Linked DNA regions of Mus musculus: region 2 is linked to region 1. Evidence: chromatin loops called from intact Hi-C (ENCODE). Cell type or tissue: heart. All regions are shown on one strand. Each heading gives the region's core, and the rest is flanking DNA. Links, peaks and the distances in the headings are about the cores only.

What was found. Peaks named below come from ENCODE experiments on the same cell type or tissue, not always from the same donor. Only the 100,000 strongest peaks of a DNase experiment are listed, where the experiment ranks them.
Region 2: a loop joins it to region 1, with 5 times the contacts of the local background. A loop is called at or near these places in 10 of 42 quality-filtered maps.

Annotation. Positions count from the first base shown.
Region 1 is chr5:137,789,961-137,792,883 of GRCm38, forward strand. The region is part of intron 1 of Zcwpw1 (zinc finger, CW type with PWWP domain 1); the gene reads left to right. Among named protein-coding and RNA genes, the nearest start is that of Zcwpw1, 3.6 kb to the left of the region's middle. In heart, for the core only: a CTCF peak has its summit at 1,768 (motif pointing right); no DNase peak of the experiment used is centred there.
Region 2 is chr5:137,950,012-137,952,934 of GRCm38, forward strand. It overlaps a transcript of Gjc3 not described here. Among named protein-coding and RNA genes, the nearest start is that of Gjc3, 12 kb to the right of the region's middle. In heart, for the core only: a CTCF peak has its summit at 1,386 (motif pointing left); no DNase peak of the experiment used is centred there.

The DNA of each region.
Region 1 (2,923 bases), core at 319-2,818:
TTTTATTTATTTATTTATTTTGGTTTTTTGAGACAGGGTTTCTCTGTGTAGCCTGGCTGTCCTGGAACTCACTCAGTAGATCAGGCTGGCCTTGAATTCAGAAATCTGCCTGCCTCTGCCTCCCAAGTGCTGGGATTAAAGGCATGCGCCACCACTGCCCAGCTTTTTTTTTTTTTTTCTTTTTTTAAAGACTTATTTATTATTATATCTAAGTACACTGTAGTTGTCTTCAGATGCACTAGAAGAGGGCATCAGATCTCATTACAGATGGTTGTGAGCCACCATGTGGTTGCTGGGATTTGAACTCAGGACCTTCACAAGAGCAGTCAGTGCTCTCTCCAGCCCTTGTTGTGTTTTTTTTTTTTTTTTAAATGGTAGGGTCTTGCTATGTAGCCATCAAATTTGAACTCTAAATCCTGCCTCCTGAACGCTGTTATTAAATATAGTTTTTATGATTTTTAGAAACTTAGAGTCTATGATAATAGATATACTGAAGGATTTACTTTTCTTTATCAGTATAAAGAGGGAATTGGGGGGGGGGCTGGAGAGATGGCTCATGCAGGTAGGAGCACTGACTCTTCTTCCAAAGGTCCTGAGTTCAAATCCCAGCAACCACATGGTGGCTCACAACCACCTGTAATGAGATCTGATGCCCTATTCTGGAGCAAGCAGGTCTGACCGGAGCGAGCAGAGGTCCTAAATTCAATTCCCAACAACCACATGAAGGCTCACAACCATCTATATAGCTACAGTGTACTCATATACATTAAATAAATAATTTTTTTTAAAGAGGGAATAGGGCTGGAGAGATAGCTCAGAGGTTAAGAGCACTGGCTGCTCTTCCAGGGCTCCTGAGTTCAATTTCCAGCAAATACATGGTGGTTCACAACCATCTGTAATGGGATCTGATGCCCTCTTCTGGCCATCAGATAGAACATAGATAATCAATCAATCAATCAATCAATCTTTTTTTTTTTTTTTAAAGAGGGAATAATTACCTAGTCATAAGGTGGATAATTAATGCTTTTTGACAAATGTTGGCAGCACTGAATTAAATTACTTCACTGCAGCAGGTCTATTTAGAACTTTTATTTATAAACATTTTTAAATTCATAAGTACATGTTATATGTAATAATGGTTTCATTATGACACATTTGTACATGCATATTGTGCATTTCAATCATATTCACTCCAACTACTCTTTCTTATTCCCATCTTAGCAGAGGAGAGCAGCAAGCACTTGCCCTTAACCTCAGAGCTATCTTTGCAGCTGGGATGCCTATGTTTTTTTTCTCTTTCCCTCCCTGCCTCCTTTTCATCTGAGAGAAAAGAGAAATGGAGACTAGGGAGGTAACTCAACAAGTAAATACCTACGCATAAGGATCCCCAATACCACATAAAAACTGGACAAGATGCGGTGGGTCTGTGACCTCAGTCCTGGGAGGTGGAGACAGTTGGATCCTGGGGGCTTGTTGAGCAGCCAGTGTATCTAAAATGTCAAGGTACAGGATCACTGAGAGACCCTGCCTCCAAAAAGAAAAAAAAAAAAAAAAAGAAAAAGAAAGAAGAATGTTAGACTGTTAGACTTCCTATCATCAAGGCCTGCCTTCATACTCTAATATACAGAAAAATGCAAGTTGGTATTTTGCATACTTATTAACTAGTATTTTCTCCTCTGAATCAGCTTTTTTTTTTTAAAGAAAAGAATTATTATTATTATTTTTTTTGTATACAATATTCTGCCTGCATGTATGCCTGCAGGCCAAAAGAGGGCACCATATAATTACTGGAAATTGAACTCAGGGCCTCTGGAAGAGCAGCCAGTGTTCTTAATCTCTGAGCCATCTCTCTCTCTCTCTCTCTCTCTCTCTCTAGCCTCCTGAATCAGGTTTTTAATACTTGTTATTGTAGAAGAAGAAAATTCATATCAAATGGATCAGCAGCTTGGTTCATCAGAAAGTGACTTCCTGGCTTTCTCTTCTCTATTTTTGAAAGTAATATTCATCACATTTCCACTTTAGATTAAAGGAAACTCTTTGTTATGTAACTCTTTTTATAGATTTGCTATGACTTATTCATGTAATAGTGCAATAACACATAACATTTTCTTTCTTTTTTCTTACTTTTTTTTAACAAAAAATTTAATTAGATTTATTCATTTTATTTGTAAATGTTATGAATGAGTACCGTTTGTGTACTTGGTACCTTCCAAGGTCCGAGAAGAGAATCTGATCCCCTGGACTGGAGTTATAGATGGTTATAAACCACCATGTGGGTACTGGGAACTGAATCTTAGTTCTTTGCAGGAACAACAAATGCTCTTAACTGCTGAACTATTGCTTTTTTCTTTACTCTCTCTCTCTCTCTCTCTCTCTCTGTGTATGTGTGTGTGTATGTATGTATGTATGTATGTATGTATGTGTGTGTGCCTGAGGGGCCGGGCAGGGAGAGGGGTTGTACTCTTGCAGCTCTGGCTGGCTTGGAATTTGCACCACACTATTGTGGAACTCACAGTGATATTTCCACCTCTGCTTTCCAAGAGCTAGGATTAAAATGTGTGCCATTATACCTGCCTTATCAGTCATTTTTTGTTTCTTTTTGTTTTTGTTTTTGTTTTTTGTTTTTTGTTTTTTGTTTTTTCGAGACAGGGTTTCTCTGTGTAGCCCTGGCTGTCCTGGAACTCACTTTGTAGACCAGGCTGGCCTCGAACTCAGAAATCCACCTGCCTCTGCCTCCCAAGTGCTGGGATCAAAGGCGTGCGCCACCACCGCCCGGCTTTCTTTTTATTTTTTTAATTTTTTTATTTTATTTTTTATTTTTTTGAGGCAGAATTTTTCCATGTAGCCCTGGATGTTGTAGAACTCTCTCTGTAGACCAGGTTGGTCTCCAAGTCCGAGATCCACTTGTCTCTCCCTCCTGAGT
Region 2 (2,923 bases), core at 282-2,781, 160 kb after region 1:
CCACAGGAAGACCAACAGAGTCAACTAACCTGGACCCTTGGGGCTCTCAGAGTCTGAACCACCAACCAAAGGACATACACAGGCTGGACCTAGGCCTCCCCACACATATGTAACATAGCAGATGTGCAGCTTGGTTTTTGTGTGGGTCCTGAACAACTGGAGTGTGGCTATCCCAAAAGCCTGTACATGAGATATGTTCTTCTAGTTAGGTTGCCTTGTCTTGCCTCAATGGAAAAGAAAGAGCCTACAGAAATTTGAAGTGCCAGGGTGAGGGGATACCCAGGGGGTACCCCACCTGCTCAAAGGAGAACAGGGGTGGGGGAAGGATTGTAGAAAGGGGTTACCAATGTGTGTATTGACCCCATATTGTTACTTATTCTTTGAATAGATTAAATGCACCATCACTTTATTTAAGGAATTTCTTTCTTTAGATGGTTTCTCTGTGTAGCCCTGGCTGTCCTGGAACTTATTCTGTAGACCAGACCAGCCCCAAACTCAGAGATCCACTGACATCTGCCTCCCAAGTCCTGGGATGAAAGGCGTGTGACACCACCACCCAGCTTATTCAAATAACTTTTAGTTCTTTGATCTGTTGCTCTTCTTTACACCAGAATATAGTATCTCTGTAACTGAAGCAGCTATTACATCTGTATCATTCACTTGGTTATTGGATGAACATTTGATGAGCATCTGTTCCATTCCCAGCTCTGTATTACTACTGTTGAGCATTTGTGATGTGTTTAACAAGCATATGGTCTTTCTTATTAGAGAAATAAGTTTCCAGGGACTTGAGAGATCCTATTAATCACTCTAGAATAAGCTTGGGTATAATTCAGCAATAAAGTGCATGCCTAGTGTTCTAGAAGCCTGGGTTTGATCCCCAGTTCTGAAAATTAAAAGAAACATCCCAAGATGATGTGGAATTTGTGTTTCTGAATCCAAGTTATTTTGCTTAACACACTGACTGCCAGAAGCATACCTTTTTCTATTAGCAACTTTAATTCACCTTCTGCACAGCTAAATAAAATTCCATTGTATGTAAGGATCACATTTATCAACTTATCTGTTGATAGACATATAGAATGGTACCATTTCCTAGTAATAGTGCAGCAGTGGACAAGAATGAGCAAGCATGTCTTAAGTGTGCTGATTTCTTCAGGCACACACCCAAAAGAATTTCTTTTTCTTTCTTTGGTTCATTGGTTGATTTTTCAAGACAGGGTTACGTGCATGGAATGAAGGAAAGGGTCTGGTGACGTGTGGAATCTTGTCTTTCCTCTGGTTTAAGATGCTACTGAGTCTGACAGAATGTTGTGTCCCACAAGAGCTCCTTTCACTTTAGTAGCTTTTCTTTGCATGTCAGTGACCTCTGCTGGCACACTTAGCTTTCCGCAGTCTCGGCAGGTTCCTACCCACTGAGTTGACTGTTGTTCTAGCTGGGGCTTGGAAGTGGGAGTGCCTCCTGATGTATCGAAGTTGTGAGAAGTAGCCACTGCCCTGAAGACTGAAGAGAGGATCTGTGTATTAATCACCCTGAGGGAGGGAGGCACCCATGGAAAACGATGTTGTGCCTACAAGCCTAGTGACCACACAGGCCAGAATAGGAGCTGCAGGCAGGTGTGAGCCTCCCAATGCTGGTACTCTGTAAGAATAGCAAATGCTCTTAGTCACTGAAGCATCAGCCCTTGTATCACCAGCCCTTGGGTTACTTCTTATCAACATATCACCCTATGTTTTTTTTTCCTGTAGTTTTCACATATCCTAATGCCACCTTTGTAAATTCTTGAAGCTCCTTCTCTCCTTCTTTCTGTATTAAAGCTTTTTTTTTTCTTGTTCTGACTCTTTTCTTTTACTGGATCCCCTGGAACCACCTTCTGCATGGCCATCTTACTAAGAAGCCTCAAAAGTGGATTTAATTGCAAGAAATAAAGTCATTTCCTAATAAGAAAGGAAAGTATTATTGTCAATGACTTTACTTGTAAAGACATTGCAAATTCCACATATTTCCCTTATTTCTGGTTATTTGTATAATCAATGAATTTAGTAGTCAATGCCTCTATATATACTTGCATGCTTACACCTACATGAGGTTTATCATAAGGAATTGCTTCACTTGGTATGTGTAGGATATGTGGGGGCACAGAGATCTCTATGCTCACAGATAAGCACGAGGGGGCCTGGAATGTTAAGAACACAGGGTTGTTCTTTCAAGGCAAAGAATGGAATACCTGTTATCCTTTTTGAAGCAGACATGCTTTCTAATCTGGTGAGCTTTGATAGCTTTGGTGACCTGTGTGACCAGAGACAACACTGAACTTAAGCTTGTTTTTCTCAATTTTTATGGAAAGGATCGTATATACTTTACAGAGAGTTTGGATATAGTCACATGCCCTCTTTATTTAGTTTACTTTATGCTTCATTGTGCACACAGGATTGATTACCGCCAGGAAAACATTGAACCAAACTGACACGTTCATGGGCCTGCAGAAAGGTTATTCGTAGAAGGCAAGAAGGCAGTTCAGTTCAGCACGGCTCAGTAGCTGGTAATGGCTCCAACTTTGAGAGTCTGATCCTGAGTGATTTATTTTAGGCATTGTTAAGTGAAGCACAATTTAGTGATGGTTATGGACTCCATCCCTCTACAACTCTGAATCCTAGATAGAACACTCTATTTTACAGGTTGCTTGATCAAGGCGGTTTATTTATTTATTTATTTACTTCTCAAATGCTGTCTCCCACCTCATCCCCCCCTCACAGAATTCCTCTCCCATCTCCCATCCCCTTCTCCTCTGAGAATATGCCCCACCCAAGGTATCCCCCAACACTGGCACACATCAAGTCTCTGCAGGTTTAGGTGCATCTCCTCCCACTGAGGCTAGTGTTTTATCACAGCAATAGAAAAGTAACCCAAATAGTAGGTCAC